Linked DNA regions of Homo sapiens: all the other regions are linked to region 2. A link is a loop called in an ENCODE intact Hi-C map of the cell type or tissue named here. Cell type or tissue: mammary epithelial cell. All regions are shown on one strand.

The links. A loop is a pair of places that touch in the nucleus more often than their neighbours do. Peaks named below come from ENCODE experiments on the same cell type or tissue, not always from the same donor. Only the 100,000 strongest peaks of a DNase experiment are listed, where the experiment ranks them.
Region 1: a loop joins it to region 2, with 9 times the contacts of the local background. A loop is called at or near these places in 6 of 110 quality-filtered maps.
Region 3: a loop joins it to region 2, with 3 times the contacts of the local background. A loop is called at or near these places in 4 of 110 quality-filtered maps.

Annotation. Positions count from the first base shown.
Region 1 is chr17:72,656,925-72,664,924 of GRCh38, forward strand. The region is part of intron 7 of SLC39A11 (solute carrier family 39 member 11); the gene reads right to left. It also overlaps the pseudogene RN7SKP180. Among named protein-coding and RNA genes, the nearest start is that of LINC00511, 20 kb to the left of the region's middle. In mammary epithelial cell, CTCF peaks have their summits at 963 (motif pointing left) and 4,330 (motif pointing left); DNase peaks (open chromatin) are centred at 747 and 4,717; H3K27ac peaks cover 1,677 bases.
Region 2 is chr17:72,584,395-72,592,394 of GRCh38, forward strand. It overlaps LINC00673 (long intergenic non-protein coding RNA 673), which reads right to left. Exons shown (of 4, transcript NR_152516.1): 1 at 7,809-8,000. Among named protein-coding and RNA genes, the nearest start is that of LINC00673, 4.4 kb to the right of the region's middle. In mammary epithelial cell, CTCF peaks have their summits at 3,837 and 4,787 (motif pointing right); DNase peaks (open chromatin) are centred at 2,967, 3,997, 4,787 and 6,187; H3K4me3 peaks cover 3,989 bases; H3K27ac peaks cover 6,169 bases.
Region 3 is chr17:73,300,405-73,308,404 of GRCh38, forward strand. All of the region lies in intron 1 of CDC42EP4 (CDC42 effector protein 4), which reads right to left. Among named protein-coding and RNA genes, the nearest start is that of CDC42EP4, 7.6 kb to the right of the region's middle. In mammary epithelial cell, a CTCF peak has its summit at 4,855; DNase peaks (open chromatin) are centred at 3,477 and 4,867; H3K4me3 peaks cover 975 bases; H3K27ac peaks cover 1,342 bases.

The DNA of each region.
Region 1 (8,000 bases), 73 kb after region 2:
CTTGAGGCCAGGAGTTTGACCAGCCTGGGCAACATAGCAAGACCCTGTCTGTATATAATAAATAAAAATAAATAAAAAAGAGAAAAAAGAAGAACAGCAAAGAACACAATTATCAGGCATATTTCAAAATCATTCCTCAAAAAAATAAATAAATAGGCCAGGCACGGTGGCTCACGCCTGTAATCCCAACACTTTGGGAGGCAGAGGTGGGCAGATCATGAGGTCAGGAGTTCAAGACCAGCCTGGTCAACACGGTGAAACTCCGTCTTTACTAAAAATACAAAAATTAGCCAGGCATGGTGGTGGGTGCCCGTAATCCCAGCTACCAGGGGAGCTGAGGCATGAGAATCGCTTGAACCCGGGAGGCAGAGGTTACAGTGAGCCGAGATAGCGCCACCGCACTCCAGGCTGGGCAACAGAGTGAGATTCTGCCTCAAAACAAACAAACAAACAAACAAAAGATAAATAAATAAATAAAAATAAACATCAAGGAGGAGCAGAGATGGAAGAGAGAATGGCAAGAAGGAAGACTACAGAAGATCACTTGACTGCCCTGACTTTGGGCAGGAGTGAGTAGCAATGGTTTACCTCATTAGAATGTACAGGCCAATATGTTAAGAGGTCAGAATTCCCTGAATACAGTGTCCCTTTTGGGACAGGAACTAGGGTGCCCAACCATTCCGGTTCACCAGGGACTGAGGGGTTTCCCAGGATATAGGACTTACTCAGTGCTAAACCTGGCACAGTCCCCAGATAACTGATGTGAGTTGGTCACCCTCAGAAGTAGTCAGAAACAGGGTAGGTGGCAGAGGCAAGCTAGGGTAAGAATTTTAATTTTCCACAGGGGATATATACAGAATCCTACAAGCTAAGCAGATGTTTGAAAAAGTAAAAAGCCCTACCTAAAACTCGCAATGGTCTGATGCAAATTTTGACCGCTTTTAGCCCCTTGGATCTACTGCCCTCTAGAGAGCCAGCTTCCCTGAAACCCTCACCAGCCCCATTGATGCTGGGTGGGTCCTTGCGGGCTGCTGTCTCCAGCCCAGCCCTGAGTGGCATCCAGGAACTGGGCAGGCACGGCAGAAGCAGAAGGGATGGCCTCCCTGTAGGGACAGCAGCAGACACTTTGCTTTCTTGGGTAGGGACATAAAGAAACAATTCAGGCTGCTTAGGAAACCCCCAGAGGTGACCTGTAAGGAAGTGGGGAAGGCGCTGGGCCTGAGCACAAATAATGAATCCTAGAAGATGGAGGGGGGCTGGGCCCACAAGGGGTGCCAAGGGAGTGTAGGCGGGGGAAAGGTGCCCATTCATGGGCTTGGCCTCTCCGTGGGCTGGATGCAGGGGCAGAGGCGGACAGTCTGAGGTACTTTTCCAGAGGTCTCTCATCCTTTGCTCTTCCAACCTGGTAGAGGCTGAGGGCCAATGGCCAGGGTCCCATCCGGGTGCTAGGTAAGAAGGGCCTCCCTCCTCGTATCTTCAGGGAACACTAATCCCAAGCAGTGGGCAACAGGAAGAAAGGCATCCCCGGTGGGCAGTTGTTTCTGCTTTTTCTTAGAGGCCTGACCCTGTTTCGCCCCAGGGGCTGACTTCTCTTCTCCAGCATCCTCCTCCTACTACCCCCCACCCATCACCCATGTTAAAAGTTAGGGCCCTTGGAGGTCGCCTGGCTCAATGCCTTGATTGTTAAGATTGTTAAGGTAGAAAAAGGAGATGCAGACAAGTACAATGCCTTTGGAGGCCCTGTGATGTGTAGTGCCAGTCAAACATATGAGTCAAACACATCTGGGTGGGACCCCAGGTGCACAGGTGGGACCCAGTGCAAGCTACAGATCACTCAGCCTTTCCTTTAACTGAAAAATGGGCATAAAACTCCCCCACCGACAGGGCTCTTGTGTGGATGGCAAATGATCACTGTGAAGTGCCAGGCTTATCTCGGAGCCCAGAGTGGGTGCTCTTTAAATAGCAGCCACTGTTAAAACTGCCCGAGGCTGCTGAATGAGGCGGTGATGAGCTGGGCACTGAAGCCTCCTATTCCCCCCAGACTGGTGACCTCCCAGCCACACACCAATTTCTTCTACAAAGGGTGTGCCTTAGCCTTCTCAATTATACGACCTCCTGGGCAGAACCATGTCCTGCAGTGGCAACTTGGCCACCTGGAAGCCTCTTCTCAGGAGTCACTCCAGAGTCAACCGCTAAGCCCTGGCCATGTGCAAGAGCTCATGCCACATATGAAGAAAGACATTTGGAAGGTCCCTGTCTTCAAGGAACTTATAATCTGATACACAGCAAAAGACCTGCCTGCAAATGACTCCAGCACAGCACGGGACTTGCTAAAGGCCATAAGATCTAGCACAGAGCATTAGGGGCGAGGATGATTTTGGCGGAGACAGATGATCCAGGAAACCTTTGTGGAGAAAGCAACATCCAAGATGGACTGTGAAGGATGGGGACAATTTTAATAGATAAAGATGGGGAAATGCATTTCATCCAGAAAGAAGGAACAGAGAAAGCAAAGATGTGAGATGATCTGGCGGGGTGAGCTAGGTCTTCCTTTCTCTCCCCTTCTCCAAGTCCAAGCCAACATACAAACAAAAATAAAACATGCATTCGAGCCAAGGCCTATCTCTCTTACACGTGTCCTCTGTGACTCTTTTTTTTTTTTTTTTTTTTTTTTTGGAGACAGAGTCTTGCTCTGTTGCCCAGGCTGAAGTGCAGTGGCGCGATCTTGGGTCACTGCAACCTCTGCCTCCCGGGTTCAAGCAATTCTCCTGCCTCAGCCTCCCAAATAGCTGGGATTACAGGCACCTACCACCATGCCTGGCTAATTTTTATTTTATTTTATTTTTTTGTATTTTTAGTAGAGACAGGGTTTGACCATGTTGGCCAGGCTGGTCTCAAACTCCTGACCTTAGGCAATCTGCCCGCCTCAGGCTCCCAAAGTGTTGGGATTACAGGCTTGAGCCACCATGGCTGGCCCTCTGTGATTCTTTCTTAGCTGAACCTGCTGGATTTTTAGGGAAAACCTGAGTGTTAAACACCCCAGCCATACCTCAGGTGTTTTCCAAGGCCGGAGTGCGAAGTACCACCCCAGGGGTCCCTATACTATCTTTGGGAGGCAGATGCCTGTGCTGAGTGAGTTACTCAGGGGTGTTCCCTTGAAATTCATTTATTAGCCATCTCCACTCAAACCTCAATGTCTCAGGCCTTGAGCTTGGGAAATGCTTCCAGCTCGTGTCAGCAGCAGCACAGAGCATGTGCCAGGAGCTGTGCACAGCACTGGAGACCCCACTGCAACCGCCTGCGGTTGAAACCAGCTCAAGTCTTTCATTACCGCACCCATCAGAGGCAGCCCGAGGTCCTCCGGCTAGAATAAAAATGACGATAACCACTGCTGTTATTTATTGAGTATTACTACGTGCTGGGCGTGCTTGTAAGCATATTACATGTAACAACATGCCTTGCCCCTCAACCACCTCATGAGCAGCTTTCACCATTATTCCCATTTTACAGATGGAGAAATTGATGCTCAAGGAGTTAAATAACTGGCCCTGAAGGTTGTGGAGCTGGGAAGTGACAGAGCAGGGCCTCCTAACTGCTACTGTGTACACATACCGGGTTTTCTGGGCCTCATGCAGACCCATCGAACCATATGGAGATAGGGGCGGACGCTGCCCGACACCCACTTGGCTAGTGAGCTGAGGTTCTGGCCTCTTCTGGTCAACAGGGAGGGCAGGCCAGACTCAGGGGGTTTCGAGCCAGAGACCTGCAGGGTTTAATGGAGTGGAACGTGCCATCCACAGCGGGATTTCTCAACCTCACCACTACTGACATTTCACACCGTGAGTTCCTTGTTGTGGGGGCCTGGTTCTGTGCAGTGTAGGATGCTTACCAGCATCCTCGGCTCCTATCTGCTAGATGCCAGCAACAACCTCTCAGCTGTGACAACCAAAACGTCTCCAGACATGGCCAAATGTCTCCGGGGAGGGGGAGGGGACCAACCCTGATTGAGACCCACTGACCTTGAGTAAACATGTTAGATGAGCTTGCTTCCTTAGCAAATAGCTGGACGACAAAAACTGCTCAGACTGAGTGTGGAGAACACCTGATCTCACGCATCTCATTTGAGAATTTCTAGCCTCAGTGGAGTGCAGGCTTCTAGGGAACTTAGCTATGGCACGACAGATTTGGGGCTGAGCAACCACCTTTGAGAACCACCAGGCCTCAGCTCCCTTAGTCCAAAGCCAGTGGTCACTCTCAAAGCTCACTGTTGCACAATTCCAGGGGTACTTTTCACCTTGTGTTCTCTGACCATGGCGCCCCCTGGAGTTGTGCAGTGGGACACTCCTGCTTGAGCGCAGATTGCTGCTCAGCCTGGGGTGTAGTTCTGGGGTTCGAGGTGCACGCTCTCAGGAGAGGTAGTGGAGAGAGTCATGGGTTTCTCTGAGAATTGGCAAGCGAAGGGACGGCAACCTGCAGCCTTGCTCTCCAGGCTATATTCCCTGGCCGGTTGATTATGAAAGGAGAATGGCATATCCCTGACAAGCCCTGCTTCACCCCGGCTTTCAGATCCTCCCATGTGCGATGAGCGTGTGTGTTCTTGTGTGGCAGGCCCTTACATACTGTTTTGATTGTTATCATCTTGCCGTGAAAGGCCTGATTGTTCAGGCCTGGAGATGACATCACCGGCTTCCCACTAGGGCAGCCTGTCGAGGTGTTTGATGAGCCTGCAGGTGGGAAGGGGCTGGGTACTCCCCGCAGGGCTGCCCGGCCCTACCTGCTCAGAGGAGCTGGCTTAGCACGCAAGGGATCTTCCCCCACCCTCTTGGTGCAGTTCTCGGAAACTTCTTGGTGCAGGCTGGCGAGATGAGATGACCCATCCATTCCCTTACAGTCTGCTGCCTTCCTTCGAGGGGGTGAGGAAGAGCCCAAGGAAGTCAGCCGGAAGGCAGGGTGGTGGCTGAGGGTGATTCAGGCCACCACTGTGCACTTCTCCCTGCAGAAGTGTAGACAAACCGCCCACATTTCTATGGGATCACTGACTCCCAGAGGAATGCTCTGAAGACCTTCACCTGCTAAGTGTCCCAGCAAAGCAAACCAATCCTATGGGCTAGCCAAGTATGAGGCTGCCTCATACAATGTGGTGGGGGCACACATCTGAGAGCAATGTGCCTCTGTAGCCATCAAAAGACACATCTTAAACTGGGCGCAGTGGTTCGCGCCTGTAATCCCAGCAACTCAGGAGATGGGTGGGAGGACTGCCTGAGCCCAGGAGTTTGAGGCTGTAGTACTATGATGGAGCCATGGCAGTCCAGCCTGGACTGGCCAACAGAATGAGGCCTTTTTTTAGAAAGAAAAGAAAGGAAGAAAGAAAAGAGGAAAGGAAGAAAGAAAAGAGGAAAGAAAGAAAGAGAGAGGGAGAGAGAGAAAAGAAAGAAAAGGAAGGGAAGGAAAAGAAAAGAAAGAAAAGGAAAGAAGGAGGGAAGAAAGAAAAAGAAAGAGAAAGAAAGAAAAAGAAAGAAAAGAAAAAAAAGAAAAAGGAAGGAAAGGAAGGAAAAGAAAAGAAAGAAAAGGAAGGAAGGAGGGAAGAAAGAGAAGAAAGAGAAAGAAAGAGAGAAAGAAAGAAAAGAAAAAAGAAAAGAAAAGAAAAAGGAAAGAAAGGAAGGAAAAGGAAAGAAAAGGAAGGAAGGAAGGAGAGAAGAAAGAGAAGAAAGAGAGAAAGAAAAAGAAAAAAGAAAAGAAAAAGGAAGGAAAAGAAGGAAAAGAAAAAGAAAAGGAAGGAGGGAAGAAAGAGAAGAAAGAGAGAGAGAGAAAGAAAAAAGAAAAAAAGGAAGGAAAGGAAGGAAAAGAAAAGAAAGGAAGGAAGGAAGGAGGGAAGAAAGAGAAGAAAGAGAGAAAGAAAGAGAAAGAGAGAAAGAAAGACAGGCACACACATCCTGGGAGTGCTGTTATTCATGGCAGTGCTATCAATAATAGTCATAAACTGGAAACCATGCAAGTGCCCCTCTACAACAGAATGAGTAAAATAAACTCATTTTATTCCTTGTGTTCTATTCACACAATGGAATACTGTGTGGCAATAAGAATGAAAGGTTTATACCTCTGTGTGAGTCTGGAGCCACGTCACAGACACAATTCTGAGTGAGAAAAACTAGACACAAAATAGTAAGTGTTGTACAGTCCTATTTACACAAAGTCCCCAAACAGGCACAACCAAGCTATGCCTTCTTAGCTACTAATTTAATGGCCATTAGCCCATTGGCAGTTTAATTTGTTAATTCTCCTTAACATATTTGAAATTTTACAAACAACACGTTTGAGCAGAAACCGACAACTCTCTAAAGGTAGGATTTCAGTTCCTAGGGAGGAGTCATATTTTTGGGAAAAGAGTATCTTCCCATTACCTTTTTAAAAAGATATTTTACTGCAGTTGAATGTATGTTCAGAAAAGAGCAGATCCGCCTGCGTTGTACAGGATAACGTTTCAGAAACTAAGCAAACCCATGAAACCCACATCCCGATCAAGAAACGGAACATCACCAGCACCCTGAGACCCCCTCAATCCTGGGCTCCTGCTCCTCATGGGCCTCTCCTGAAGGAGAATCACTATCCTCACTTCTAACAGCAGAGCCTAGTTATATGTGATTTTGAACTTTATATAGATAGTTGAGGCAGCAGTGCAAGGCCCCAGAAGAGGATCGCCTGGGGGTCTGAATGATGAGGGCCTCAGTCTCATTTCCTGCGGACCTGGCATGTGGACAGTCTCCTTAGATCATGAGTTTGGACATCCGTGTGGGGTATTGCCTCAGGATATGAACGTCTGTCCCGCGAAGCATCTCTCACTCCAGTTTCTTATTCACGGAGGGCTTCAGCCTCTCCATCTGCAGCAAACACATCAGGGGAGGAGATGCAACCAAAACATTTAGTTCCCCAGCTCTCAAAATACTATCGCAAACCACTAACAATGTTTCCAGAATTTTAGTGCTTTCTTCTTGAGAGCTTGTTTGGAGGTTCTAGCAGGGGAGCGCAGCTACTTGTATACCCTTGACCGAAGACCGGTCCTCCTCTATTGGGGATGGTCGTCCTCTTCAACCAAGTGCACAGCTTCGGGAGGGACGCACATGGAGCGGTGAGGGAGGAAAGGGACACCCGCCTAGCCAGCCAGATCAGCCGAATCAACCCTGGCAATCAATGGAGTGACAGATGTCACAGCCAGATTGCCCTCACATCCTTAGTGCTTTCTTCTAAGGAGCTTTAAGTGCCTTTATAAACAGTTATTATTTCTATGACAGAGGAGGTCCATTTTCTATTTTGTAGATGTAGTAACCAAGGTCCACAAAGGGTAAGCCATGGACTGAAGGACACGCCGTGGGTCCCTGCAGTGAGGGAAAGGATGCTGGATGCCAAGCCCTCTTCCATACCTCATTGCTCCACATAAAACTGCAGAAGGCAGGGAGGGAAAGTGGTCAGTGGCAGCTTTGGGGAAGAGGAGACCATAAACCGTGGTGCCATTCTTGGCTACTCTCTGTCACACCTTATATGCAATTTGCCAGGGAAACCAGAGGCGGGGATCTACCTTTAGATCTGATGAGAATCCAGCCACTTCTCCCCTCTTCCATGGCTATACTAAGGTGCAAGCCTCCATCATGTCCTTCCTGGGCTACAGTAACAGCCTCCTAACCAGTCTCCCTGCTTCCACCTTTGCCCCTATAAACTCTATTCTCTGCAAATTTGCTAAGTCTGATTATGCTGCTCCTGTGTTGAAGACACTGCAGTGGCTCCCCATTCCACTCAGGGCCAGGGCCCACATCCCCTGCTGGCCTGTAATGACTTACACATTCATGCCCTCCGTTCTCTTCTTCTCTTCTGATTTATCTTCTCTCCATTCTCTCTTCTCTCCATTCTTTTCTCCCTCCATTCTCTTCTTCTCTTCTGATTTCTTCTTCTATTGATCTCTTCCTAGCTCCAGCTACACCAGCCATCTGGTCTCCTTGCTGTTCCTC
Region 2 (8,000 bases):
TCCCTCCGTCTCCACACCAACACTTCCAAAATACTCGCTCTTCACTATGTGTGCCAGATTAGGAGTTAGAGTGGGAGGGCTGGTCCACAAGGTCAGTACCTATCCACGTCATTTCACTGACTAGTGCTTTAATGCCCCTCCTGTAAAACAGGATGACACCTGATCATTTCACCAGGTTGAAGGTACTATCACATGGCATATGGGCACAAAAGCAATTGGAAAACTCCAGTTCAAAGAATCAGGGCCTACGGAACGTGCTAGGTCATCAAACCTTTTCATTTAGAAAGAATACTTGTGGCAGATTCAGAGCTGGGCGCCACCCCCACCAACTCGGCCGCTCCTCACTTCCTGGACACTTCACTCTTCGTGAAGATGGCTTTCTTAAAGCAAAAAGCACTTCACACACATTAGGATGGCTATTCTCAAAATAAATAAATAAATAGATAATAATAAAAGAATAAGAAAACAAGTCTTGGCAAGAAAATGGAAACTTTGTGCACCATTGGTGGGGATGTGAAATGGTATGGATGCTATAGAAGATGGTATGGCAGGCTGAGTGCAGTGGCTCGTGCCTGTAATCCCAGCACCTTGGGAGGCCAAGGCAGGTGGGTCACCTAAGGTGACCAGCCTAAGGAGTTCAAGACCAGCCTGACCAACATGATGAAACCCCATCTCTACTAAAAATACAAAAATTAGGCCGGGAGCGGTGGCTCACGCCTGTAATCCCAGCACTTTGGGAGGCCGAGGCGGGCGGATCACGAGGTCAGAAGATGGAGACCATCCTGGCTAACACGGTGAAACCCCGTTTCTACTAAAAATACAAAAAATTAGCCGGGTGTGGTGGCGGGCGCCTGTAGTCCCAGCTACTAGGGAGGCTGAGGCAGGAGAATGGCGTGAACCCAGGAGGCAGAGCTTGCAGTGAGCAGAGATCGTGCCACTGCACTCCAGCCTGGGCGACAGAGCGAGACTCCATCTCAAAAATAAATAAATAAATAAATAAATAAAAATAAAAATACAAAAATTAGCCGGGCATGGTGGCAGGCACCCATAATCCCAGCTACTAGGGAGGCTGAGGCAGGAGAATCACTTGAACCCAGGAGGTGGAGGTTGCAGTGAGCCGAGACCACGCCATGGCACTCCAGCCTGGGCAACAAGAGTGAAACTTGGTGTCAAAAAATTTTTTAAAAAGTTAAAATTAAAAAAAAGAGACAGTATGGTTTTTCTTCAAAATATGAAAAATAGAATCACCATGTGGTCCAACAATTCCACTTCTAGGTATATCCTTAAAAGCACTGAAAGCAGAGACCCGAACATTGCACATCCGTGTTCCTAGCAACATTATTCACAATGGCCAAAGGTAGAAGCTACCCAAGTATCCACAGAGAAATGAGTGGATAAACAAAACGCAATATAAACATACAGTGGGATATTACTCAGCCTTAAAAAGCAAATTCTGACACATGCTATAACATGGATGAGCCTTGAAGAAAGTAGGCTAAAGAAATAAACCAGACACAAAAGGACAAATACTGTATGATCCACTTCTATCAGATACCCAGAGTAGCCAAATTCATAGAGACAGAAAGTAGAACAGTGGTTGCCAGGGGCTGGGAGGATCGGGGAATGGGGAGTTCGTACTGAATGGGTACAGAGTTTTAGTTTGGGAAGAAAAACTTTCTGAAAATAGGTGGTGATGGTTGCACAACAACGTGAATGTACTGAATACCATAGAACTGTGTACGTTAAAGTGGTTAAGATGGTAAATTTTATGTTGTGTATATTTTATCATAATAAAAATGGTGGGCCAGGTGCAGTGGCTCATGCCTGTAATCCGAGCACTTTGGGAGGCTGAGGCCGGTGGATTGCTTGAGCTTAGGAGTTCAAGACCAGCCTAGGAAACATGGCGAAACCTCATCTCTACAAAAAATACAAAAATTAGCTGGGCATCCTGGTGGGTGCCTGTAGTCCCAGCTATTCAGGAGGCTGAAGTGGGAGGATGGCTTAAACCCAGGAGACGGATGTCGCAGTGAGCTGAGATCGCACCGCTGCACTCCAGCCTGGGCAACAAAACAAGACCCTATCTCAAAAAAAAAAAAAAAAAAAAAGAGAAAAGTAGAAATGTTTTAAAAGTTTTCAAACTTAAAGTATAATAATAAAAGAAAAAAATAAAATAAAATAAAGTTTTCAAGTAGTTAAGTGAAGAAGGCATAACTGCAGAAACCTTCTCGTCACTTAAAGCTCAATAAGGGTTTTACTCACATAGTGAAATTGTCCCCAAAGGCCAGCACCTCAGACACCTTCCTTTCACTTTGTAAAGCGCAACAGAACCCCCGCTTCCACACAGGCTGCTAAATCTTCAAATCAGCTTCCGATGGGCGCCGAAGACCACCACAGCCCACATGCTGAAGAACCAAAGCGGCTGCACCAATGCCTAAAAAAGCATCCAGCAGGCACTGAATATTTGTAGAATTAAGGTAAGAGGAAGTCCATAGGCAAATGATTGGAAATACATCTATCATTAGAGAAGGAACACTCCATGGCTAGCTCAAAAAGCATGCCCTGAAATCCCCACTCAATCATCAGAAGGGACTGCTGGGCGGGCGGGCATGGTCTTTCCTGGCCTATCCTACTGGGACTTCCCAGTCCAGCAAACACCAAAAAGAAGTAAATTGCTAAAGTAAAATGACCACTTTTGAAGCAAAGGAGGTAAGTCTGTAAATCATTAAAACTGGACCCTAACAATCGGCATCTTCCAAACCTTGGGGGAGCCTCACAGACCTGGGGGTCGGAAGGTCTGGTTGATTTCTGCAGCTCCAGAACTGCAGTCCCTTGGTCAAACCCCTAAACGAAGCCACATCTGTTTATCACATACAAAGGCACCTGGTTTCCAAGACGTCCATGCAAAAACCTGTACCAACAGACCAAATATGGGAGGAGATGATGATGATTCACATTACAAAAAGAATTCTTGGGCAGAAACTTGCCACTTCAGCATTCTTCTAGGTTGCACGATTCCTCCGGGCCTTTTGAATATCATGTGATCAACCAAGATTGGTTTTGTATAGATGTTTTTCTAGGCACAGGCCTCGTCTGTAAGGCAGGAACACCACCAGCTGACTTTGAACAAGGGGTCTTTCGCCAACAGCATAATTGAAAACAATTCATCCAGGATCATTCCTGTCCTCTTGTGAAGTGAGCTGGGTGCATCAATCACATGAACAGGGGATGCTAACTTGGTGTGGAGGACCCCAACCAGCTCCATGATGACAGTGACATTGTCTAGAACAATGGTGGCCACAGACAGAAGCAGCAGTGGTCTGTGTGGGTACACAAACAAATGTGCCAGGATGCTGCCTGGTCAGGGACACGTTCCAAGCTCCCAAAGAGCTTGCCTACCTGAGGGGAGAAAATGCCCAGAGCTGTAGTTCCTTTATCATTCACCCAAATGCAGCCACTCCTGTCTTAACCAAGTATAAAGGGCATCTGACTTCAAGGCTCCTAAGTAAAAACCTGTACCAACAAACCAAACAAGTACATGCGGGGGCCCAGACCAGTGGAGGTAAACCAGAAAGGCTTCCTGGAGGAGGAGAAAGAAAAAAACACTGTGGTTGGGTAAGCTTCAGTGGGAAAATGTTCAATTAAGGCTTTATCTGGCCAAGAAGTCAGTCAACTTCCTGTTTTCTTAAAGTGCCTGTGTCAGAATGGCCTGGGTGGCTTGTTGAAAATGCAGACCCCCAAGCACTGAAGGTGAGGGGCTGGACGGGGGTGGGTGCTGAGAATATTCATTTATAACGCGTTCCGCAAGCAATTCATTCTTATGCAAACCACAATTTGAACACCAGGGGACAGGTGGGGCAGTCCTAAAGTGAACAGTCTGCACTGCACTGGAGTAGATTCTAGAAAAGCTGCAGCGTCTGAGTAGGGAGGACCCACCAGGAGACGCTGAGGACAGGGACAGGCAGGTGTAGACAGAGGTGCCTTCCAGAACTGTTTAGTCACAACAGCCGCAACCCCTCTCCCCGCGAGACTTCCTGTTATGATCCTCACTGGAGCTGGCTAGTTACAGAAAACGTCTGTACCAGTTCACAAGGAGAGAGAAAGACATGAATATCCTTCAGTTTACAAGCTACAGTAGGAAGGTTGGGAGCATTTCAAAAAGGAAAAGAAAAATCAAGTCTAGGCAACCAGACCCTAACATTAACACAGAAACTCTGTCTGGACAACAGAAATCTGTTTTGTTGAGATTTAAGTAACGTCAAAACTTCCTTATCCCAAACAAACATCGCCTTCGCTCAATGCAGGCAACCACTCCAAGTCAGAAAAGACACAGTGATACTCAAAGCAGACAGCCTCAATTCACGTGTGCGTTACTGGCTGACCATGCGGTCTCTTTATTGTAAGGACAGGAGAAGGGCCCCTTTCCTGGGTTTCTTCAAATTCACACAAGTGGACTCTTATGCAAAGATCCTGGGCTAGCCTCCATCCATATCAGCCACCTCCAAAAATCCCTTCGGGCTAGCTCTCCTCACCCCAAATCTTCTCCTGGAAGAAAGTCCCCTAAAGAAAAGGAGAATCACTTCCTAACCCAAAATTGCTTAACAATACCCTAAATCCATTTTGAGTTCAGAGCAGAAATCCGTGTTCCTTCCAATCTGCTCAGATAACCAGGAAATGCTGTACCTGCTGGGTCTGCACGTTTAGCTCCCGACACACCTGCTACTCCAGCCGGCATGAGTCACCCACGCAGGCATTGCACGGTGTACTTGTCAACCACGGATTCAGTGGCTCAGCAGCTTGCTCTCACGCACACCAGATGGCAAACGTCTACCCCCAAAAAGACGTGTCAGGGCAGACCGGCTAATAACCCAATTTCACTCAATGACACATTCCCACTGTAGGTTTGGGGAGAGGAAAGGAGGGAGGGGGTACACAGAGATGCTTTCCCCACTTATGGGCAAGCTCCCATAGGCCCTGGAAGCCTGATACGGCTCTGCTACCGTCAGTAGAGGAAGGGCAAATTCACCTGGGGAGGAAAATGAAAATGACGTCCCAATTTCAAACCTCCTCCTGAACAAAGGCTGTCTTCTCTACCCCTCTGGGTTCCCACTTTTTACAAGGTCCCATTACAGGATCCCAAATTGGACCCTGGACCAGAAAAAGGACATGAGTGGGACAAATGGATAAATTTGAATGAGGCCTGTAGACTAGTTAAACGTGTTGTGTCAGTGCCAGTATCCCAGGTCTGATCATTGCACCATGGATATATCAGATGTTAGCATTTGGGGAAGCAGGGTAAAGGATATAGTGGAACCCTTGGCATTATTTTTGCAACTCCTGTAAATCTAGATTTATATCAAAATCAAAAGTTAAGTTTTTAAAAAAGACAGCATGTTAAATCTAGCTGCCTGATATATCTTACTTTATGGTATTGCTAAAAAAAAATTTACATCGGCCGGGTGCAGTGGCCCACGCCTGTAATCCCAGCACTTTGGGAGGCTGAGGCGGGCGGATCACGAGGTCAGGAGATCGAGACCATCCTGGCTAACAAGGTGAAACCCCATCTCTACTAAAAATACAAAAAATTAGCCCGGCGAGGTGGCGGGCGCCTGTAGCCCCAGCTACTCGGGAGGCTGAGGCAGGAGAATGGCGTGAATCCCGCGGGGCGGAGCCTGCAATGAGCCGAGATCGCGCCACTGCACTCCAGCCTGGGCGACAGCGAGACTCCGTCTCAAAAAAAAAAAAAAAAAAAAATTTTACATCATAATCCTGATGACAAATTTTAAGTTATTCTCATACCAATGCTGATCAACTCTTTGATACAAAAAGAAACAAAACAAAACACTTCATTCCCTCAGCAGCCATTCACTCTGTGCCCCTTCTGCGTCCCCGCTCCAAGATGCAGTATTATCTGATGGGTAAGTGGTATCTTTTCCTCTAAGCCCATCTCGGCAATATCCAGAAATAGAGTTATTCCTTTGCTTTAGACATAACTCTAACTTAAAGCAAATATAGCAATTTCTGGGAATTTTCCAAAGAAAATAATACAAAATGTGGATAAATCTTTATGTACAAAAGATGCTCACTGTATTACTTCTAATGGTAAAACTTTGGAAACAACTTAGTATCCAACAATAGGGAAATTGCCAAGCCAATTATGAGTCAACGCCTGCAGCAGAATACAGTTACCATGCCGTCATGACATGGGGGAAACGTTCAAATAAAATTACACAAAAAAAGAGGAGGAGAAAAAGTTGTATACATTGCAGGATTTCACCAGTGAGGAAATATATCAAATTGCCAGCATTACTGTGTGAATTGGATGTTTTTCCTGCTTTGGGCACTTTTGTGTAGTTTTCTATAAAAGAAAGAGAAAGAGCATGGATTACTTTTTAAAATCAGACAGGGAGGAGGAGTGGTGGGGTTGGTTATCAGTTTGCCTGGCGGTTTCAACCTTTCCTCTCCCGGAGTCAGTCTAAGCACAGAACTGGGGTGGGGGCAGAGGGTGGGGAAGGGCCGCAGGTAAGGTGCTGTGTCAACCTGGGCAGTTCCAAACCCTGCATGGGACCAGGGGCACCGAGGGCCCCAGCTCCCAGGGTAGGGGGTCGTGCCACTATGCACTGCCTTTTCTTCTTCCGGTGCTGCTTTACTTTCTCTTGCTCCTGGAGCAGTGCTCACTGGAGACGCTGGGACCCTGAGCACTGACCAAGAGTGATCCCTGACAGCGTCAGATTCCTATGCAGAAGGGACTGCTGGGTGGGAAATGGATCACCGACAGGTTCTAAATGCGAACCCACAGGCTGCAGGAGAGGGGTGAGGGGCGAAGGAGGGAATCCCACCTCTGGGAAAGCATCCTCAGGAAACCTAGATAGGTCCTGGAGGTGAGGACAATCGCCAAGGAGGGAGAAGGAAAAGGAGGACCCTGGTTAATCTGCACGCCAAGGGTGGAGTCGCTCAGTCATTCATTCAACAAACATCTATTCAGTGCCTACTCAGTGACAGGCATCGCGCTGCCCCCAAACAGGGCAGACACAAAAGAACAAGGGGAGGAGGAAGCTATGGATACAGAAGCGGTATGCTTTCAGTTCCAGACTCAAGACGTAAGCCCTCTCCCCACATTGGCCAAGAAACGACTTCCATTAGCAAGTTGCGCCGGAAAGGGGAGGTGGCGGGTGGTCTCACTGGACTGAATTCCTGCCACCTCCCACCTATTCAGAAAGCCCGTCCACACCCTGGCCAAACGCGTACCAGCGTCAGCCTGACGGGTGGCCCAGTCCTCGCCGGAAAGCTGCTTGCCAAACGCCCCCGCTCACCCCCTAGCCCCAACGGTGAGAGGGGCTCGGCTGAGTCGCGTTCTCCAACCGCTGCGCCCCAGCAGCGTCCCCGGTCGCCAGTGGGCGGACGCCAGGAGCTCACGGAGGCGGCACCGCTCCCGAAGTAACGGAGCCCGGAGGGCGCCCAGGCGTTAAGGCAAGTGCAAGGGGCCGAGCGGGTGCGCCGAGGACGCGGGGGCGTCTCCCCCAGCTGAGGTTCGGTCCCTCCAGGCAGCCAAGGCTTGGCAGCGCTAGAGGCTGAAGGACAACGGCCGAGAACGCCCAGGATGGGGTGGTCGCTGACCACCGTGTCCCAGGTGAATCAGCTCCGCTTGGAGGCAGGGGGATGACTAAAATGACCTCCAAGAAGATGTCAATTACAAGAACAAAAATTTCAACCCGGAATCTCGAGACCTTCGAAAAACGACGCGGAGGAAAAAAGGAAAGAAAGAAAAGAAAGTAAATCAGATCCCTTCCCCGAACCGCAGGGAAACTTACCTCCAGCTTGGCGACCCAGCTGTTAAGCAGAACAAATCAATCCACGGATGGAGAAGAGGTCGTGGGTCTTCTGAGCCCAGCTGATACACACCAAGTAATCCACGTTAAGGGGTCCGCAGCCCCCCACCCAATTCCCCACTTTCCATCCAAGGCCAAAGAGCAGCCAGACCCTGTCCTCTGCGCTCCAGACTC
Region 3 (8,000 bases), 720 kb after region 2:
GATCATAGAGTGACCTGGACAAGGAGGAAAGCAATAGTGCACACCAGAACCTCCCAGCTACTTCCACTTTATGCCTTCTCTCTATGAGTTAATAATAATTGACCCTCCACTGTCCACCAGCCACTTCTGGCTTCTGAGCACTTGACATGTGGCCAGCATGGAATAATAAACACTGGAGACTGGGAGGGTGGGAACCCAGTGAGGGATGAGAAGTTACTTAATGGGTACAATGTACACGATTGGGTGATGGTTACACTACAAGCCCAGACTTCACACTACACAATATACCCATGTAACAAAACTATACTTGCACTCCTTATATTTATACACATAAAAATAAACACACAAAAATAAAAAATAGGCAGGGCGCGGTGGCTCACCCCTGTAATCCCAGCACTCTGGGAGGCTGAGTCAGGCAGATCACCTGAGGTCAGGTGTTCGAAACCAGACCGGCCAGCATGGTGAAACCCCATCTCTATTAAAATACAAAATCAGCCAGGCATGGTGGCGTGCGCCTGTAATCCCAGCTACTTGGGAGGCTGAGGCAGGAAGTATTGCTTCAACCCGGGAGGCAGAGTTTGCGGTGAGCAGAGATCACGCCATTGCACTCCAGCCTGGGCAAAAAAGAGTGAAACTCCGTCTCAAAAAAATTAAAAAAAAAAAAAAAAATCTGGCAAGTCCAAATGGATATGTGCACAAGTGGAAAATACACACTGGACTTCTAAGATTTAGTATAAAAAAAGAGGATGTATAAAATATCTCATTAATATTTTAGACTGATGTGTTAAAATGATATTCTGAATATAGTGAGTCAAAATGTACCATTTCCTCTTACTTGTTAAAATGTAACTATTAAAATATAAATTATGTATGGCACTTGCCTAAGACTTCTATTGGAGAGCAATAATTTAGACATTTTCCCCCTTATTACACAAGCAGCATGTTCCCTTGTAGATGGATAAATAAAGCCAACCATTGTTCACAGCTGGGTCAAAATATTTACATGTTAACAATTTATGCTACATTGTTTTAAATTAAATCTTAATATCTAATTTTTACATCCAATCAGGGATTGAATGGCTAGGTTGTTTCCATTTTCAGTTGAAACTCTGTAAGGTCCTTTCAGGCAATTATGTGCATAACCTTAACTATTTCCAGATGATACATTCTTGTGAGTCTGTCCCCCAGGCTGGAGTGCAGTGGTGTATCTCAGCTCACTGCAACCTTCCACTCCTGGGTTCAAGCAATTCTTGTGCTTCAGCCTCCCAAGTGGCAGGGGCTACAGGCACACGCCACCATGCCCAGCTTTTTTTTTTTTTTTTTTGAGGCCAAGTCTGTATTGCCGAGACTGGAGTGCAGTGGTATCATCTCAGCTCACTGCAACCTCTGCCTCCAGGGTTCAAGCGATTCTTGTGGCTCAGCGTCCAGGCGTGCGCCACCATGCCCAGCTAATTTTTGCATTTTTAGTAGAGATGGGGTTTCACCATGTTGGCCAGGCTGGTCTTCAACTCTTGACCTTAGGTGATCCACCCACCTCGGCCTCCCAAAGTGCTGGGATTACAGGCGTGAGCCACCATGCCCTGCCTGCCTGGCTAATTTTTGTATTTTTAGTAGAGACAGGGTTTCACTGTGTTGGCCAGGCTGGTCTTGAACTCCTGACCTCAGGTGATCCACCAGCCTTGGCCTCCCAAAGTGCTAGGATTACAGGTGTGAGCTACTGCACCCGGCCAGCAGGCTACCTTTTTTTCCCCCTAACATATTTAATGGCCACCCCACCAAGCTTATACTACCTTACAGGCTCTAAGCAACTATATGATTGAATCTTTTGGGCTTTGGAAGTGGATAAGCTCATCATCTGCAACTAATAATAATTTTGCCTCCTCCATTCCTCATTATCTCGTTATATTTGTTACACTGCCAATATAATGTTGAATAATACCACTGACATGAAACATCTCTCTTTCTGGCACTTACAGTGATATCCTAAACCTCCGGCATCTAATCCAGCAGCCACAAGCCACATAAGGCTACTGAGTACTTAACATGTGGTTAGTGTGATTAAGGAGCTGAATTTTTAATTTTTTTTTTTTGAGACAGGGTCTCACTCTGTTAACCAGGCTCAAGTACAGTGGCACAATTACAGCTCATTGTAGCCTCAACGTCCTAGGCTCAAGCAATCCTTCCACCTCAGTCCCGAGTAGCTGGGACTACAGGTGTGCACCACCATGTTGCCTAGCCAAGTCTTAAAATTCCTAGCCTCAAGTGTAATCTCAAAGTGCTGGGATTACAGATACGAGCCACCACACGTGGCCAGAATTTTAAATTTTAATTATTTTACATTTAAAAATTGACAATTGGCCGGGCGCGGTGGCTCAAGCCTGTAATCCTAGCACTTTGGGAGGCCGAGGCGGGCGGATCACGAGGTCAGGAGTTCGAGACTATCCTGGCCAACATGGTGAAACCCCGTCTCTACTAAAAATACAAAAAAAATTAGCTGGGCATGGTGGCGGGCACCTGTAGTCCCAGCTACTCGGGAGGCTGAGGCAGGAGAATGGCGTGAACCCGGGAGGCAGAGCTTGCAGTGAGCCGAGATGGCGCCACTGCACTCCAGCCTGGGGGACAGCATCAGACTCCGTCTCAAAAAAAAAAAGATAATTGGCCAGGCGCGGTGGCTCACGCCTGTAATCCCAGAACTTTGGGAGGCTGAGGCGGGCGGATCACCTGAGGTTGGGAGTTCGAGACCAGCCTGACCAACATGGAGAAACCCCGTCTCTACTAAAAATACAAAATTAGCTGGGCGTGGTGGCGCATGCCTGTAATCCTAGCTACTCGGAAGGCTGAGGCAGGAGAATGGCTTGAACCCAGAAAGCAGAGGTTGCGGTGAGCCGAGATCGCACCCTTACACTCCAGCCTTGGCAACAAGAGTGAAACTCCATCTCAAAAACAAACAAACAAACAAACAAAAACTGATAATTGGCCGGGCACGGTGGCTCACGCCTGTAATCCCAGCACTTTGGGAGGCCGAGGAGTATGGATCACTTGAAGTCAGGGGTTCAACCCCAGCCTGGCCAACATGGTGAGACCCTGTCTCTACTAAAAATACAAAAATTAGCCTGGCGTGGTGGTGGGTACCTGTAATGCCAGCTACTTGGGAGGCTGAGATAGGAGAATCGCTTGAACCCAGGAGGTGGAGGTTGCAGTGAGATGAGATCATGCCTCTGCACTCCAGCCTGGGCAACAGAGCAAGACTCTGTCTCCAAAAAAAAAAAAAAAAAAATTAATTCCCCCTTCCTTTAGTTTTAAAAACATGGCTCCTAGAAAGCATAAAATTCCATATGTGACTAGCGTCACATTCCTATTGACAGCATCATCCTAGGGCTAGTCCCACTGATCATCCTGCTCACTGTGATTTGAATATCACACAAGTATTCTCCACCACCTTAAGGAATGCACAATTCTTACAGTTTATGGGAAAATGATGCCAATAACTCACTCAGCCAGGCTGAGTTATGGGAAAACACACTACGGCTTAAAATAATTTACCCTTTAATTGCTGGAAGATATAGCATAAGGAGTCTAGTCTAGTTTAAATGGTGACTCATTATCAAGAACACTCCGGAATAACATCTCTCCATGTGGATCCCAACAGATAGCAAGACTGTGTGCTGAGGAACCCACTCTAAGGAAATACTATTCTAGACCCTACCTAACCTCAGGGGTAGACCCCTCCCCAGACTCTGCAGTAACTATTCCTGGGCCACATGTCATGGAGAAAATACGAGAAAGAACTAAGATTTGTTGAGCTTTTTACTCTGCACCAGGCATTGTGTTAGGTGATTTATTTTGATTAAACTGTCTCTTTTCTTCTTCTTCTTTTTTTTTTTTTTCCTGAGAGAGGGTCTTGCTTTGTCCCTCAGGCTGGAGTACACTGTAGCAGTGCAATCAAAGCTCACCGTAACCTCAAACTTCTGGGCTCAAGCCATCCTCCTACCTCTGCTTCCCAAAGTGCTGGGACGATAAACTTTGTAGTCATACACGGTCCCAAGCATTTGAAAAACTTTATCTCATGTATTCTTCCCAACAATCCCATGGAGTTATCACTATCATCCCCAGCTCACAGATAAGAGCACCGAGACTTAGAGGGGCACGTGCTCTACTCAAGTCACACACGGTTGGTTAGGAGAGAGAGACAAGAATCCAGATGTGCTGGACTCTGGGTTTTTTCCACTCCACCATAAGGAACATCGGGGTGGGGGGGGCGGGTGGTGCGAGGGGGACAGTGCATCATAAGTGTCCCTGGGGCTCAGGCCTGGGAGGGCTGCTCAAGGCTCTGGATGCATGAGTACACACAGGATACGCAGTTGTGCACACAATTTCAGGTTAACATCTCCTGAGTCTGAGCACCTCATTCCCCACCACTCCAGGGAACTTATAGATTAATCCTGGAAAATACAGGCTACAGCCCAACACCCCAGGTCCATCCAGGGGAGCCTCCTGCTCCTTGTGGGCTGGGAACCAGCTGCCCTGCTTGTCTCCTTCATCTTCGTTCCTGCACCCACCTCATCCTTATCCTCATCCCCATCCCAGAACCACAGGCTTCAGGCCAGGGGAGAAGCAGGTCAGCAGGAGGTGAAGGGGAAACCTTCCCTCACCTCCTGGGAATTAGAACAGCACAGAGAAGGGAAGAAAAAGGAGCCAAGACTAGGGAGTGACCGGAAGCAACAACGGAGGAGTCAAGACGAAGAGGAGCCAGTGACTCAAGGACATCCGGCAACTTCACTTGATTACAGGGCCCTTCCTGGAAATGTGTGCTTCCCGGAGCCACCACCCGAAGCCAGCCACCAGCAGAGGGACCATCTGGGCCAGGCAGGATGGATGCCTGGTGGGGGGCCCCACTGCCCCCATACAGGCTGGGCCCTCCTCCTCTAGGAGTGGTGCTACTACTGGGCAGCAGGGTGCCTCCCTCCTGCTCGGGAGTGATCGCAGAGGAAAGTGCCGCGCTTGAAATCAGATCTGCCAGGCCTTGTTTGGTTTCACTTTGCCGCTCCTAAGAGCCGGGTGCTCAGCTAAGAACTGGGAATTTCATGGCCACCTTGGGGTCTCCAGGAGACTGGCAGATCTAAACTCCCTCCAGAGCAGACAGGCTAATCTTGCATCTTGGCCCTGCCGGAAGTTGGGGACAAAGAGCCCCACTCCCTAGGTCACAAGGTGGCCTGCCACGTGGGTCAAGTTATTTGTGCCTCAGTTTCCTCATTAGCTCTCAGAACAATTGATAACATTACATAACTCCCAAGTGCTGTGCTCGGGTGAGCACAGTTCCATGTGTGCTATAAAGATGATGCTGTCACACCCAGTGACACTCCAGCCACTGTCACTTCGCAAACTTCATAGAGAACAGCCACCTGAGAGCACCTAATTCAAAAGTCTGTACAGTGAAACGTGGGCTGAGACAATGGGTTGACCCTTTTCAAAGTCCTGGGGGTTCCCAGGATTATCTGATGCAGGGGGAAGGGTCCCCCAAGCTGCTGAAGCCCAGGTACAGATTCTGCCCTCCCTCTGTAGTCTCTGCCAGCAGTCGGGGGCAGGAAACCCTCGGATCTGGTTTCTTTCCTGATCTGAGTTCCCTCATCCCGTCACCTTTTAACCTTTAATGATGCCAGAAGAAGGAGCCTGGCTTCTCTCAGACAAGATGGTGAGGTGGAGGTGGGAAAAGAGAAGCTCCTCCATTCCTTCCTAGGATAAGGGTAAAAGTAACTCAGGAATTTGCCAGACCCCGGGTGCTACTAGCAACAAATAATGCACAGGCCAGGCACCGTGGCTCATGCCTGAAATCTCAGCACATTGGGAGGCAGAGGCAGAAGCAGGAGGATCGCTTGAGCCCAGGAGCTTGAGACCAGCCTGGGCAGCACAGTGAGACCCTGTCTCTAAAAAAAAAAAAAAAAATTAAATTAGCCAGGCATGGCGGCACACGTCTATAGTCTCAGCTACTCAAGGCTGAGGTGGGAGGATCTCTTGAGCCCAGGAGTTTGAGGCTGCAGTGAGCTGTGATTGCACCACTGCACTCCAGCCTGGCCAACACAGCAAAAAGCCTGTCTCAAAACAAAAAAATAATGCACAAAACTTCAATATGATCAACCCCCAATAAAATATAATCTGATCTTTTGGACCTAACCAGATTCTCCTTAGAGGTAACCACAAATCGTACTGCGAGCCCCTAGGCTCTTTTTGGGCTCTCTTGGGCTCTCTACTCCTTGTACCACTTGACAAAGCCTTAAGCCCAATTCCAGGACTTGAGGGGAACAGGTCCCTTTCTGATGCTTCAGGGTTGGAGGCAACAGTGTAAGGAAATAAGAAGGTTGCACTGAGTGAAGACCCGAGGTAGAGAGGAAGGACAGGCAGGAAAGAGAAGCCAGCACACAGAACCTGGCTTTGTTGGCACACTTGGAGAGATTCAAAGCTGGGGTCTCCAGACCAAGTTCAGTGACTGCCAGAACTGCAGGTGTCTGGGCAAAAGAAGAACCCAGAGTCTCATGCTGGGAGGTGGAGGCTGCCCCAGACAACCTCTGCTACCGTGATGGCCAAGGCAGAAGATGGTGGCTGAAGCAGCTCTGGCTGAGCACAGACATCCAGGGATCCTTCTTGCCTGGCACTGTGGTTTTTCCAGATGCCTTCAGCTCCATCTTTGGGGTGAAGGGGAAACACCAGGTGTGCAGAGCAGTTTCTTACAGGTGGGGAACTGTAAGCCTTCATTAATGACCACACCCTAAACTGTGCTCACCTGAATCCCAAAAGAGAGACCCTTCCTCAGCTTGAGTGGAGACAGCCAGTTCCCCTGTTCCTGGCAAGGGAGGGCTTTGGATGCCAGCACTGCCATCCTGGCACAGAGCCCAGAGCTGCAAGCTGGCAGTGCCTGGGGGAGACTCCAATGTAAGTTAGTTGGAAGGAAGCCCAAGTCTCCTCAAGAAGGCGTATTTTAAGCTGGAGCTTTCGGGGCACGGTGAGCGGGAATGTGGGAGACTAATGTCTGAATTTTTCTTTCTTTCTTTTTTTTTTTTTTTTTTTAGACGGAGTCTCGCTCTGTCACCCAGGCTAGAATGCAGTGGCGCGATCTCGGCTCACTGCAAGCTCCGCCTCCCGGGTTCACACCATTCTCCTGCCTCAGCCTCCCAAGTAGCTGGGACTACAGGCGCCCACCACCAAGCCTAGCTAATTTTTTGTACTTTTTAGTAGAGACAGGGTTTCACTGTGTTAGTCAGGATGGTCTCGATCTCCTGACCTCCTGATCCACCCGCCTTGGCCTCCCAAAGTGCTGGGATTACAGGTGTGAGCCACCACGCCTGGCCCTGAATTTCTCTCTTTTTTTTTTTTTTTTTTTTGAGATGGAGTCTCACTCTATCGCCCATGCTGGAGTACAGCAACCTCCACCTCTTGGGTTCAAGCGATTCTTGTGTCTCAGCTTCCCCAGTAGCTGGGATTATAGGTGCACGCCACCATGCCCGGCTAATTTTTGTATTTTTAGTAGAGACGGGGTTTCACCATATTGGCCAGGCTGATCTCAAACTCCTGACCTCAAGTGATCTGCCCGCCTTGGCCTCCCCAAGTGCTGAGATTACAGGCGTGAGCCACTGTGCCCGGCCCTAATGTCTGAATTTCCTTCCCAACGCACTCAAGCAAAAAGGGCTGTGTCCAGTGCCACATGCGGGCTCCTTCCAGCACTACCATCCAGTTCCCTGCCGAGAGAGGGCACGCATGGGCTTGGCCTTCCTAGAGCACCCCAGAAGCACTGGCTGGAGTTGGCCTTCAGGACACTCTGCCGGATGACCCCTCAAAGTGTCCCCAGCTCCAGAATTTGGTTCTTTTCCTCACGGTCGGGAAAAATCCTCCAGTACGTAGGTCAGAAGAGCTACGCAGAGCTCAGGTCAGCTCTGTTTCCAGGGCGAGATTGCTCAACCCTTCTCCCTCCGCCCACAGGCCTTATCTCTGGCATCAACCCAGCTCCC